2 separate regions of the Homo sapiens genome follow, and region 1 is linked to region 2. A link is a contact called in ENCODE Hi-C or POLR2A ChIA-PET data. All regions are on one chromosome and are shown on one strand. The core of a region is the stretch at or near the end of the contact, and the rest is flanking DNA. Distances in the headings are between cores, read along the strand shown. Region 1 has its middle 3.6 kb from the start of SOX4. Region 2 has its middle 33 kb from the start of LINC00581.

Region 1 (7,080 bases), core at 3,516-6,015, 110 kb before region 2:
TTGGCTTGGAACCCGATGCAATAATAATCTCCGCGTGCAATGAGAAGCTCCAAATCTGACCTCATTCCAATTTACAGAGCAAACTTTTTAAAAGGGCTAGAAGTACAGCTGAGATTTCTGCTGCCTCTTTTTTCCTTTTGCTGTGTGTGTGCGCGCGCGTGTGTGTGCGCGCGTGCGTGTGTGTATAGTGTGTGAAGAGGATGTTAATGCATGAAATTATTAAGGGGAGAGACGGAAATGTATTCTAACCATTATGTTAGATAACAAGGGGCTTGGAACGGGGCGGGGTAAGGGTGAAATACTGTAAATGGAAGCTTTCTGCTTAAAAGCCAAGTGATTATTTTTATTAGTTCTTTTCAGCATTGGAATAAAGAATCAGCCTCTGGTGCAAAATCTGTTCCCCAGCTCTTTCTTAAAGCCAAAGCTGTAAAGGGGAAGAGAAAGCCACAAAACAATAAATCAATGGATATTGAAAACCATTAAGAAAGTGGTACCTAGACACCTGTCATCACAATTATTTTAACAACTCTAGGTACAGCACAGATGTTGATGTATTGTGTAAATCCCTTCAGAACCGTTTTTGTGCTGTTTGTGGAAGGCAGGGAAGAGGACTTTGCAATAATTGCTTACTCTCTTAACCAAGCAAGGGTCAACTATGGTTATTTAATGATTTAAACTCCCTGTAAATCCTGCATAGCCCAAACAGGGGAGCTTTCCCTTGAAACACATTAGGTAGTGCTCCGTAATTACCTCAATAGGCAGATTTCCAGAGTTTTGTATAGGATGTATAATGGCATGTAAAGGATGGAAATCGGTTTTACTTTCTAAATATTTGTTTTCCCTGTTTTCAAAATTAAAGATTGCTTCACTCTCTTCCCTCTCCTCCTCCCAAAGCCATCTTCCTCCTTTCCTTCTTATATATTTCCTCTTGTTACTTGAATCGAAGGGAACTGAAAAACCAAGGCAAAGAGAAACTGTAGAAGGAGGTGATAACTGGTAGCAGAAGAGAATGGGGCCTCCGGATTCATAGTAGACCTGGCTGCTAATCCTTCTTAATGGTTTGTAACTATGGGGATGTGGCCAAGTCTCAGTTTTCCTCATCTATTATATGGGAACACTAGGAGCTACTTTATAGAGGGTTGTTGTGAGGGTTCAATGAATTTGTGACTATGAAGCACCTGATGTATTGTAAGCCCTCAATGAATACTAATATCTTCCTTTCTAATTCAAATGCCAGACACACTCCTAGTAAAAGCTGCATGTTGTTCAAGAGGCTAAAACAGAATAGCCACTTATGTAAAAAAGTAATAACAGGCAGGACGCGGTGGCTCACGCCTGTAATCCCAGCACTTTGGGAGGCTAAGGTGGGTGGATCACTTCAGGTCAGGAGTTCGAGACCAGCCTGGTCAACATGGTGAAACCCTGTCTCTACTAAAAATTAAAAAATTAAAAAATTAGCTGGGCAGGGATGCATGCGCCTGTAATTCCAGCTACTCGAGAAGCTAAGGCGGGAGAATTGCTTGAACCCAGGAGGTTGCAGTGAGCTAAGATTGAGCCACTGCACTCCAGTGTGGGTGATAGCGTGTGACTATCTCAAAAAAAAAAAAAAAGTAATCACAGATCATTGATGTGAACCATAGAAGGACAATAGTGGCAACCCTGCCATTCCATTGATTTTAAAAGAAAGGAACTCCATGAAGAATACTAAGAAGAATGTGGCAAAGAAAGGATGCCAAGGTATTCAAAATAAACGTTGGCTACAGAAATTACTTGTTTTCCAGTGTCTGAAAATTAGAATTGTAGTAAAAATCAGCTTTCCTTAACACTATAATAGGAAACTAATATTCTTCAGGCTAACCATAAGTGGTTAGGTAAAGTCAATCCAAAATAATTAAGTCGGCTTTTGATTCAGATTAAACTAGTGCTGGGTAGTAAATTTCTATGTATCTTGTCAAACTTTTAAAGTATGTAGGCTGGCAATAGGCCCAGGTTGTCAGACTTAGAATTTTACTGGAAAGAACACCCTATGTAGCCATCTGACTGGATCTGTAAGGATCAACCACAAGCAAAACTGTTTTTGTGGGTAAAAGCAAATAATTTTTGACGATTAGCTACTTGTATTACATAATTTTTTTAAAAAAGGAGAAACAAATCCTTAAAAAAAGAAAAACCCAAACCAAAAACACACAGGCACCTTTTTTGCATAACAGTGTTGCTGTGTTATATACTACATTTTCTCTGGTGTGCATAGAAACACATCCTTAAATGTTACCAATCTGACAAAAAAAAATTATTTTAAGAGGGCTATTATCTATAAGATCAATATTTTCACTAGAATAAAAAAGAATATTTATTTTTGAATTTGTACTAACTAATGATTTGAGGGTGTAGCTAGTTTGATAATTCAGTCAAGTTGAGTATCAACATTATTGATTATATTTCTCAGTCATTTATGCTTCCATCATCGAATATGATAGGGAAGAGTGGAAGTTAAAGCAGTCATATATGTTTCTGCTTAAAACACATGGATTTTTTAAAGGGTGTACTAAAACACAGCCACTGGCCTCATTCTTTTGTTACATGTATTTTCTGTATTTCAACAAATCCAACAAATTTTAAGACACACCATTATATTACATTCCACCAAGGAAGAAAGCTGCCAATGAAACTGTGATATCCCCCTAGATGTAGGATGCCTCCTTATTTCAGGAAGAGTTGAAATGAAAAGAAAAATTTCCTCTTAGACTTGATGAAATATGGTATCAGTAACTTCCATTGACTTTATAATTACTGCATATATATTTATATATTACACAAGTGCCTAGACTTCTGAAATAGATCTGTTCTAATGGGTTAGTTCTCTTAGAATGTAAGAAAACATATGACGAATGCCCTTTTATTAAAGTCATCTTTGTGACCAACTAAGTGTGTGCACACTGGAATGTGTTGGACCTCTCAATACCAAATAATGAGAAAAGATTTCTCCCTTCTCATTCCCTAACTTCATATGCTCTGTAATCAGTTCTCCATTACTGACATTTTTTTCCCCAAATACCAGATATTTGGTGGCCCCTACTAAATCAGTACGCAGTGTTCCCTCTGCTGGCTTTGCAGTACATGAAGTAATTCTTAATGCTAGTCTTTTAGCTGTATTAAGAGAAAGCCAAGATAATTTTGCAGAAAAAAAAAATCCTGGTTTAGAATAATAAACTGTCTTTGTTAGCAATGATGTTAGACATTTCCAATTTTGAATTAGGTATTTTATTTTATTCCCTTAAATGATGGAATTCCATTTGAGATGTAAGTGTAATATCTGCTAATGCATTTCTTCTGCTCTCACACATCTACACAACATAAAATCTCACATCCATACAATGGTATGGGGCATAGATGAAATAAGATTCTATTCCACTGCTTAATATATTCCTTTGGCATGGAGGGAGGGACCTGAATGGAAATTAGTTTAACAAATCTGGATTTGCACTGATTTGCAAGATTTTGCCTTGCCTTGGTTATAGAAACTATGATTGTAGGCGCTAGTCAGACCTGACAAGTATTCAGTTCAAATAAAATAAAGAGGAGGAAAAACTGTGTAGTTGTTACTTTACCTGACAAGGAAGAAGCCCTGGGAAATCTGATGTCATTGGCCTTTGTCAACTGAAAGGCGCCAGTTTTTTTGGTTCCACACTTTATGGAAAAGAAGCCTCCATGTGAGGCTGATTTACTTCTCAGTCAAGTAGACAAACATAACTTGCACTTCATCCTTTTGGGCTGATGACATTGCATTGTAACTGGGCTCAGCGCGTAATGGGGGTGGGGGTGCGTGCATTGAAAAATAATATATGGAAATAACTCATATTTGCAAAATATCAAAATAGGATTCTGGGGTAAATGAAACCTAGCATTTATTTTTATCACTAGAATAAGCTAAGAGTTAAGAAACCTGCATTTCTAACAATTGTACCATTTTCCTCTCATAACCAGTGACTAGCACACAGTAGGCTTAAGCTGTTCATGCCAATGCCAACTCATTATTCCTTTCCTTCGATTTTCTCAAGAAAACAAGCAGAAGACGAATGTTTGCAGGGCCACTTGGATTGCAAGCATGAATACAGGCTTCTGCTTCTATTCTAGAGGCAGAGGCACGGCACCCGGGGAGAGCCTGGGTTTGTCTGCAGCCAGCCGGCTCCCAATCTGGGGAGAAGCAGCCGCCAGGTGGCATCGCTGAGCCTCCCTGCGCCCGCGAGGCGAGGTAGGAAATCGTGGGGATAGTCAGTCTTCTTTCTTCTCCCCCTTCCTCCTCTCCCGACCCCCCTACCACTCCCTACCACTGTACCTTCTTTAGTTAGAGGCTTAAACGCTCAACGAGTAACAGGGTATGTCGATGAATTCTGATTTTTTTTCATAAATCAAAGTTTAGGGCAACCACCCGCCGCCTCCTGCTCACTTGTCAGGAGCTCCGGGTGACGGGGGAAGCCTAGACCAGCTTCCTGTCTGGATCAGGTAACCCAACTCGGGGGATTATCAATTTCAGTTTCCCTGTCTTCTTGCTAAAGTGAATGCAGTTTCTCCGGCTTCCGAGAGCGGCTGCAGAGAAACGACGCGCCTTACTTAAGGACTCCAGTGCAAAGGCCACTCCCTACTCAAAAAAAAAAAAAAAAAAAAAAAAAAAAAAAGAGGTTTCCTTCAGGCAGAACGCCTTCCGGAGCGCAGCGACTCGGTCTCGCAGGCACGGCGCTCTCCCTGGCTTAAGCTCGCCAAGGATTAATGGTGCTCAGCCTCGCTCCGCCGCGGCAGCCGAACCTCTCCTTTCGCTTACAGTTACAGGGAGGAAATAAATTGGAATCGACTCAGACTGTGCTTTCTGGAGGAAAGTCCTTCCTACTGTAAACATGTTTCAGGCGATCCTGTCAGCAGCATTTTAACACCCGTCTTCCGTTTAGGTTTTACGACCGGGGAAGGAGCTGAAGACACGCGCGCGCACACACACACAAACGCGGGCGCAGACGCAGCCCAAGCGAGGACACCTCCCGCACCCTCGCGGGCTCCCAGCCCTCCTTTGAATTTGCAACCGGTCGCGGATAGGTTGGGGGGGTCGTTTCCCAGGAGCTTGGCTCCTCCGTCCTCCTACCCCATCCCCTGGCCCTTGGAGATGCTGTCCAGTTCCGTCACTGACCAGAACTGACAGCCACTTGGCCCCCTGCTCTCTTGAGTGCCCAGCATCCTTTGCTCTGGACGACTAAATGCTCTCTGTGAGCCTTGCTTGGTTGGTACGGCGCGCGCTGTGCGTGTGGGACCCACTCTTCGGCAGGCACACGACCTTCGTACACCGGCTGGGCAACCACCCACTTCATCCCCTCCCCGGACCCCGCAGGCTGAGGCCCCATTGAGAGCGCAGCTGCAGCGTCTCTTTCAGAAGGGCAGAGCAGGCTGCGCGTGCACGGCGCGCGGGGGGAGGAAAAGGGCTGAGAGCTGAGGGAAGTCGACAATTCATTGCACCCCAGTCTTCAAGCGTCCCTTCTGCGCGGATCACGGAGGGACAGACGTGCATTGGCGCCTTCCCTCGATCCCTCGCTCGTGCAGGAAAGACTGGACGGTGGGGGCTCTCTGAGTTTGCGAGGGCCACGGAGGCGCCCCAGGGTGCCAGGCGCCCTTGTCAAGGGCCGCGCCCGAAGCTCCAGATTCAGTCCCCAGCACCTGTAGGAGGCGGTTTCGGGTCTGAGAGAAGGGAACATATGGCAGGTAGTTAACAGGGAGAGGCTGCGCCCTGGGCGCAGTTACGAGGAAGCCAAGCTCTGCGGAAGGTCTCGGCTCGCTTTGTCCTCCTTGGATCAGCTGGTCTCTGCCTTTCCGCTGGCAGCCGCGGCAGTCAGGCCCTGGCGCAAGCGTCCGGGTGGAGCTGCCTACTCGACCCGGGGTGGCAGGGGTTGAGGGGGCGGCAAAACCACCCCAGTGGCCCCAGCAGGCGGTCTAGGTGGGGCACGCCCGACGGGCTTCCCACCCCCAACGCAACAGCCCGTTGTTGCAATTACAGTTTTAGCCCCGTGGGGGAAAGCGGGTGATTTCGCTTTTGGAAAAACACTTCAAGAGCAACCCTAAGCCAGCGTTACAAGCCAGTTGACCTGCTATTGGAGGTTGTGCGAGGGCGGGCTGGGGCGCGCGCGTCTGCCAGGGAGGGAATCCCGCTGGGGAGTGGGCAGAGGGAAGCAGAGCAAAATGTCAGATAACAGAAAGAGGGGAGGCGGAGGAAGAAAGGCGCTTGATTGCGGGGAAGTGGGAAGGCACGGAGACCGCATTGGCTGCTAAGTGACGCGGGTCAGGAGGAGAGGGACGCGTGCGTGGCGGGTAGCGACTGTAGGACGCACGGGCCCCCTCGCCAGGCAACCGATCTCCTTTCTTCCAGCCCTTCCCCTCCCATGTTCCCGCCGTAGTCAGACGTCACACTTGGCGCAGACAGCTTTGGGGGAACTCATAGGGATGGGAGGGGTGGGGCAGGGACCGTAGAACCCAGTGCCCCAGACCGCGCCTGGAGTGCAGTACACCTGGCACCCGGGACTCGCCATCTGCTCCCAGCTACCGCCTCTCGGGCCAGGGGTGTGGGCCTGGAGAAAGATAAGAGTACCGCGTGGGAGTGGATGGCCTGGCGTCAACCGCCTCAATGAACTCAGTCAATCAACGTTTATGGTGCTCCTACTGTGTGCCGAGCGCATCCTCGGTCCCCTCCAGCTGCTGGGCTGGGAAACTGCACCATCTGTTCAGTTAAGCAGCAAGCTAGAAAAGAATTCTGTGTATATGGTTGTAAAATAAGTTCAAAATTCTGACAATAATGCATATGCAAATTTGCCATGAAAGGAGGGTGATAGAGATAGTTTGGGGATCTGGAAAAGTGTTGGGTCTAGCAGTACAGAGGTTTTGTGATTTTTCACTGCTTCCTGAAGCATGAAACTCCATCCTTCCTGTCCCACATTCCAAGTTAAAAAAATAATTTAGTGACACTTTATCTGGCTATCACGATTCAAAAATAACTGAAGGCTAGTACTTAAAACACTCAAACTTAACTCATTAATTTCAAAAATATCA
Region 2 (6,529 bases), core at 1,313-3,812:
TCCCCTCTCCCCTGCTTGTTAATTCAGAGCAGTATTTTTTGTGTGTGTCTAAAATAACCACTTTGTTTCCTTCCCACTAAACAAGAAATACACTTATGGACCATAAGTGTATCCATATCCATCCAGAATTTTCCTTTTTTAAGACTTGGTTCTAAATTATTACAGTCTTTTTCTATGTGAATCCTCCTGGGGAACTCCTAAAGAAATAATCCCAAAACAATCAAACAAATAAAAGCTATGTTCAGGAAGATATTCATCGCAGAGTTATTATAATAGTAAAAATTTGAAAACAACCTGGAAGTCCAGTAATGGTTAAGTAAATGATTATATAGCTACTCAGTGGAGTATTCTATAGTCATTAGAAGGATAGTCAAAAAGACATAAAGCAATAAGGAGAATAACTATGATATAGCACATTTCAAAAACAGGATGTAAACTTATATAGATGATGGTAGCAAACTATGTTTCCAAATGCATGTTTAGGAAGCATTTGGAAAGAAGTGTCGGAAAGTGCAAAGGGAGGTAGTGTCAGAGTAATAAGGACTATGATTTTTTGTTTGTTTTTCTCTATATAGCAAATTCTCCATAATAAAATCATACTCATTCTATTAGGTGTAAATGTAGAAATTAAGTTAATTATTATTATTATTTTTTGAGATGGAGTCTCGCTCTGTCTCCCAGGCTGGAGTGCAATGGTGCGATCTTGGCTCACTGCAACCTCCGCCTCCTGGGTTCAAACGATTCTCATACCTCAGCCTCCCGAGTAGCTGAGATTACAGGCATGCGCCATACCTAATTTTTTTTGTATTTTTAGTAAAGATGTGGTTTTGCCACGTTGCCCAGGCTGGTCTTGAACTCCTGGCTTCAAGTGATCTGCCCTCCTTAGCCTCCCAGAGTACTGGGATTACAGGTATGAGCCACCACACCCGGCCTAATTTTTAAAATAAATATAATTTTAGCATTTGGGATCATCCTGAAAAATATAAAATTTTAAGTCAAAGAATAGAGATAAACAGTTACGTGTAAGCCTAGCATTTCATATAAATCTCTATGAGATGTCTAAATTCTGTGTGATAAATTCACCTTCTGTTTTTTTAACTTTTAATTTTAGTGGGTACATAACAGGTGTATACATTTATGGGTTACGTGAGATATTTTGATTCAGGTATGCAATTCATAGTAATCATGTCAGGGTAAATGGGGTATCCAACACCTCAAGTATTTATCCTTTGTGTTAGAAACAATCCAACTGTACTCTTTCAGTTATTTAAAAATATACATTAAATTATTTTTTACTGTAGTCACTCTGTTGTGCTAGCAAATACTAGGTCTTATTCATTCTTTCTATTTTTTTGTAGCATAAAATTCACCTTTTATTAATTTCAGTGGTACCCTTCTTATTGGTCAGCAGATCTCTCTGGAATGTGGTCAAGAAACTGGTAAAAGTAAAAAGAAAAGGATACTAGCAAGCAAAATAAACGTGAAAGCCTACACACTTTACTCACAGCCTCTTACTAAAAGCCAGTGAGGCTCATTCTTGCCACAATTCTAAGCTAGAATTTCTAGGCCACAGTATGTGAGAAGCAGTAAATTGAAAACTGGATGGGGTTGCAAAAAGTGACATTTGCAGCCGAGTGCGGTGGGTCACTCCTGTAATCCCAGCACTTTGGGAGGCCGAGGAAGGCGGATCATGAGGTCAAGAGATCGAGACCATCCTGGCCAACATGGTGAAACCCCGTCTCTACTAAAAATACAAAAATTAGCTGGGCATGGTGGTGCGCACCTGTAGTCCCTGTTATTCGGGAGCCTGAGGCAGGAGAATTGCTTGAACCCGGGAGGCGGAAGTTGCAGTGAGCCGAGATCACGCCACTGCACTCCAGAAAAGAGAAAAAAAAGTGACATTTGCCAGCCTCACAGTGAAGTCCAGAGGTAGGGAAAACCACCCCAAGCGGACCAAAACATTTTGAATATGAGTTAATATTGGATGCCAGGCATAATTATATTCCAGCATTTTCCATGGCAGTTGGCTCTCATAATGACATCAGATGCCTCAATGGCAAGACTTAACCTAGTTGGGTCACTGTCTAGTCAGAGAAACATGTGGAATACACATTTTAGAAATAATTTCACTTAACCTGGTTTCTTTTCAAAATGTATTTTTGGTGCTTGTTTTGCCTTAAAACACACACACACAAGCAAACAAACAAAAAGAAACTACAAACTACAAGGGATTGCTCACTCCTCCATTACAGGCAATGCAAGAGTTATACTTGAGCTTTTCTGGAAAAAGTGGCAATTTATACAAGCAATCTTCTCACATATTCCTCATTTTGCTCTGTTGCTAATAAAGCACTCTGAGAACAATATTTCAATCTCAAAGCTTGCAGCATGTCCTTTGGCCTCATTTTGTAGACCCTCCTCCACCCACGCTGGTTTTCCTTTTACACCCGGTGTCCCCACTCGCTTATCGCACACTCGAGCTATACCAGTCTCCGGGGAATTAAAACGGAGATATGTAAATGTCAGTTGCTATTATAGCTAACGAGAAACTCTTCCGCCTGGATCTCTGAGCGCTGCAAGCCCTGAGAGATGCCAGCGTATCACAACAGTCCCGGCTGTTTGGAAAGTTTTCAGGTTGTTTGCTTTAATGGATTTGCTCCAAGTGAGGCGCATGTTTTTCAAAAACGAATGCCAAAGATAACAAAAAATGCAAAGGAGAGGAGAAAGGGAGACTTATCCTGAGTATAGGAGTGAACTAGGATAAGACTTACTAAACAGCAGAATGTTCAAGGGCACTTGAATCTCTCCCACATTTAGAATGACCCAGAAAGACTGAGGTTAAAAACAGTGTACATAGTCACTTTAGAAAACAGTGATTTGGGACCCAGAATATGTTTTACATCTTCTTCTTGTCACTTGGGGCATAGGTCACCGTGTTATTCTGTTACTTAAGCTGTTTACAGCTATATTTGAGTGGTCTCTGTTGACAAAGTTGTTTCCAAGTAATTTTCTAAAAACATTGTGATTACTCTTCCCTGTCATTAGCTACCGTAATTTGTTTTCTGGGCTGATGGTCAGCACGATAATTGCATTTAGAACACTGAATGGGTTTCCATGATCGTTTGGTGCATTTGTGTTAAACTTATTGCTGTTTCTTGAACCCACTTTAGATTTAAAAGAGTATGCCATTTACATATCTAAAGAAAATAATGGAAAATGATTATTTTTGTGTTATTATAATTTAGCATTTATGTAGCACTTATATTTCTAAAGGCATTTCAATCATTTATGAATTACCCAACACTGTACCCTTGAGCTCTAAGCCATTTGGATTCACTCTGATTTCTAGATAAGCCACGAGGCTGGGGAAGGGTAGTTGGCTGATGAGAGGTTCCTCCTTTCCTGTTAGGATTCCCACCCTTTTTCCAGGACACCCCACCCAACTGGGATCTGCACAGGCTGGCTTCATTACTTCGTTTGAAGTTTTGTGTTTGATGTTCTTTGAAAATGTGTATAAAATACATTCCAAAGTCACATATAGATTATTTTTGGATTATCTGATGTTTTGGATATTTCCTATCATTATTCACTTCCATTCATTCATTTACCCCTTCATTAAACCCTGAATTGAGCACTCCCTTCTATTTCAGGCCATGAGTTAGGCTCTGGGGAGAGGAGAACTACAGTCTTACCATGCAGATAATTAAGAACACAATGGAAAATACGGTCAGATGAGATGTGTCATGCCTTCCGAAGAAACCAGTGGAATTGTTTCTTTTTGGAAGGTCAGGGGCAGTGTGTTTTGAGCTGGAACTTGAAACTCCAGTTTTGTGTTTATGCATTGGGTGGGAGATGGGGAGGGGAGGCTGAAGAAGGATGGGGATAAACAGCGTTATTCCAGGGAGACAGAACAACCTGGAAAATGGAAACTTGGAAAACAGTCACTTATTTGCCCTGGTTGGAGGTTTTTTTTGTAAGGAATGATGGTAAATGAGGCTGGAAAACTGTTTTGGAGGGAGGTTCTAGATGACCTGGAGCTGTCTGCTTAACAGAGTGAACTTCTCTGTTAAGCAATGACTCCACAATTGGACTACAAGTGATTGGAAGCAGCCCGAAGTATTGAGAAAGCAATAGAGATCACTGCATACACTGTATGGGATAAAGTTTGAGAGATTAATTATGTGGATGTGAAACCCAGTGACCAGATAACCAGGAGAACCAAAGCAAGGCCTAATACGTGTATTAGGAAGGAAAATTGAGAATTAGGCAGTGATAAATTATATTAAAGAATGGTGAAACCAACAAGAGCGACTGGGGAGAGTTTTCTGATTTTCTACCAATAGATAAATCATTTCTTAAAGATCATGGTCTTCACTCACTCATGTATTCATTTACTTGTGGGCGATTAAAAGGTTCAATACTCTGTGAATGTCCAATCTTACTCATAGATTCCTCTGCCTCCATACCCTTCTGACTAGTGCCAGAACCTAATCTGAATGTTTCTAGAAGGCTTGTTTTTGAGACACTGGAAGTATTTGTTATTGTGCTGAGTATATCAGCAAGGCCACCACAGGTCAGTGTGTGGCTTTTTACATGGATTTTTGCTAAATGGCACCCCCTCCCACCATTAAAGGATGAATTCCACACACTCCCTCCCCCACCACATTCACATGTTGAAGTCCTACTGCCCAGTATCTTAGAATATGACCTTATTTGGAGATAGGTTCCTTACAGAGGTAATCAAGTTAAAATGAGGTCATTAGGGGGGACCCTAATGCAATCTGACTGGTGTCCTTACAAAGGGAGAAATCTGGACACAGAGACATGCACAGAAGAAAGGCAATGTGAAGAGACCCAGTAAGAAGATGGGCATGTACAGCCAAGGAGAGAGGACTGAGCAAATCCTCCCTTCTCAGCCCTCAGAAGGAACCAGCCCTTCGAAAGGCCAAGGCAGGTGGATCACTTGAGGTCAGGAGCTCGAGACCCAGCTGTCCAACATGGTGAAACCCCGTCTCTACTAAAAATACAAAAATTAGCTGAGCATAGTGGAGGACGCCTGTAATCCCAACCATTTGGGAGATGGAGGCAGCAGAATCGCCTGAACCTGGGAGGTGGAGGTTGCAGTGAGCCGAGATTGTGCCGCTTGCACTCCAGCCTCAGCAACAGAGCAAGACTTCGTCTCAAAAAAAAAAAAAAAAAAAAAAAAAGAACCAGCCCTGCTCATGCCTTGATTTTGATTTTGGACATCCAGCCTCCAGAAGTGTGGGACAGTATCTTTCTGTTTTTTAAGCCACCCAGTTTGTAGTACTTTGTTAGGGCAGCCTTAGCAAACTAATACCCACCTCCAATACTTTGATCGTTGGAATTCCCTCTCCCTTCCTGTGTTCATTAGCATGAATAAGAACCCCCAGAACAGACAGCGCTTTGATGAGCTGCCGCCTTTTGAACAAAGTACTAGACAGTGAGCCTGCCCTGAAAGTTTCCTTCGAGTTGTCCTGCTCAAATGATTGTGGGTATAAGAACAAGTATTTGAATATTACTTTTTCTGGATCAAAAATATAAAAAGAAAGAGTTGCTTTAGAGGTTGTCACAACTTTGGAGCCCGTGCCACACTGCAGCAGGTGCAGATTCTCACATAGACGGAACTCTTCTGTAAGAAGAGAGCACCAGTAGAATTCTAAGCAGGTCTGAAACACACATATGCTGCCTCTTGCTGAAGATGTGTGAATAAACTGGCACCCAAGTCAGCAGCCTCCTTGTTCTTCCTTTCTTAAAGTAATTTTCAAGACAAGCTCAAACAGTACTCTCACAGTAGGTTACTACAGGAGTTAATGACTCCAAGCTCAAAAGGAATGACTTTTTTTTTTTTAATTTTCCGTTTGACAAACATCTCCCTAAGGCGACAGCTTTTACCCCCTGCCTACTCCCCTAGCTGAAGTTAGTGACCATGTATTAATTAGTTGAAGCCGAATCTCAGGAAGCACTAACACTTGGCCTTTCTTTTTAAGCATTCTAAGTGTGTGTTAGAAGGCAAGTTAAGTCTAAATTACCTGGAAGTCTCTTGTTAGGCACGCTGAAAGTTTCCTGCTAAATATTTTTTTACAAGGTACCCAAATTAAGGACCTTTCATCTCAGTAGGACGGACTCTCTATGAAGGCAGTTATTTGCCTACATGAAATGCAGAGGTAACAAGAGTGTGTCCCTCTCCAGAGCATTGCCTTCACTGGCTTATTGCAAATGTCTAGATTTCATAACAAAGACATCAATTTTAGAATTAAGTATTGCTTTCACTTCTGCATCAAAATGTAACACTGTTGAAGAACTAATCTGTGAGTCTTACTGAATAATATATAAGAGCCAGTGCAAAATCAAAATGTGGTACCCTTTGTTCAAAAAGCTAGAAAAAAGTGTCATTAAAGGTACTAAAATGTAATAAAGCCTTTCCTTTTCTTCTGTGGTCTTGAATTATCATGATATTTTTTATAATTTTTAATTTAATGTCAAGTAAAGGAAACTTATTTTATAAGAC

What was found. A loop is a pair of places that touch in the nucleus more often than their neighbours do. ChIA-PET counts read pairs that join two places held with the same protein, here RNA polymerase II (POLR2A). Pooled maps may share reads with other maps.
Region 1: a pooled map of ovary shows a loop between it and region 2 (2.9-fold over the local background). The contact joins two enhancer-like sites. A Hi-C loop is called at or near these places in 4 of 50 pooled maps. POLR2A ChIA-PET finds 5 or more read pairs at or near these places in 6 of 52 experiments (H1, HEK293, HEK293T and 3 more).

The regions. Positions count from the first base shown.
Region 1 is chr6:21,586,561-21,593,640 of GRCh38, reverse strand. No RefSeq gene overlaps it. Among named protein-coding and RNA genes, the nearest start is that of SOX4, 3.6 kb to the left of the region's middle. RefSeq lists enhancers at 4,277-4,326, 4,337-4,436, 5,204-5,861, 6,502-7,034 and silencers at 6,227-6,306, 6,447-6,506. Within about 2 kb of position 4,765, at least 38 of the 41 ENCODE cell types and tissues checked have a DNase peak (open chromatin) inside an H3K27ac peak, as active enhancers do.
Region 2 is chr6:21,475,462-21,481,990 of GRCh38, reverse strand. No RefSeq gene overlaps it. Among named protein-coding and RNA genes, the nearest start is that of LINC00581, 33 kb to the left of the region's middle. Within about 2 kb of position 2,562, at least 6 of the 41 ENCODE cell types and tissues checked have a DNase peak (open chromatin) inside an H3K27ac peak, as active enhancers do.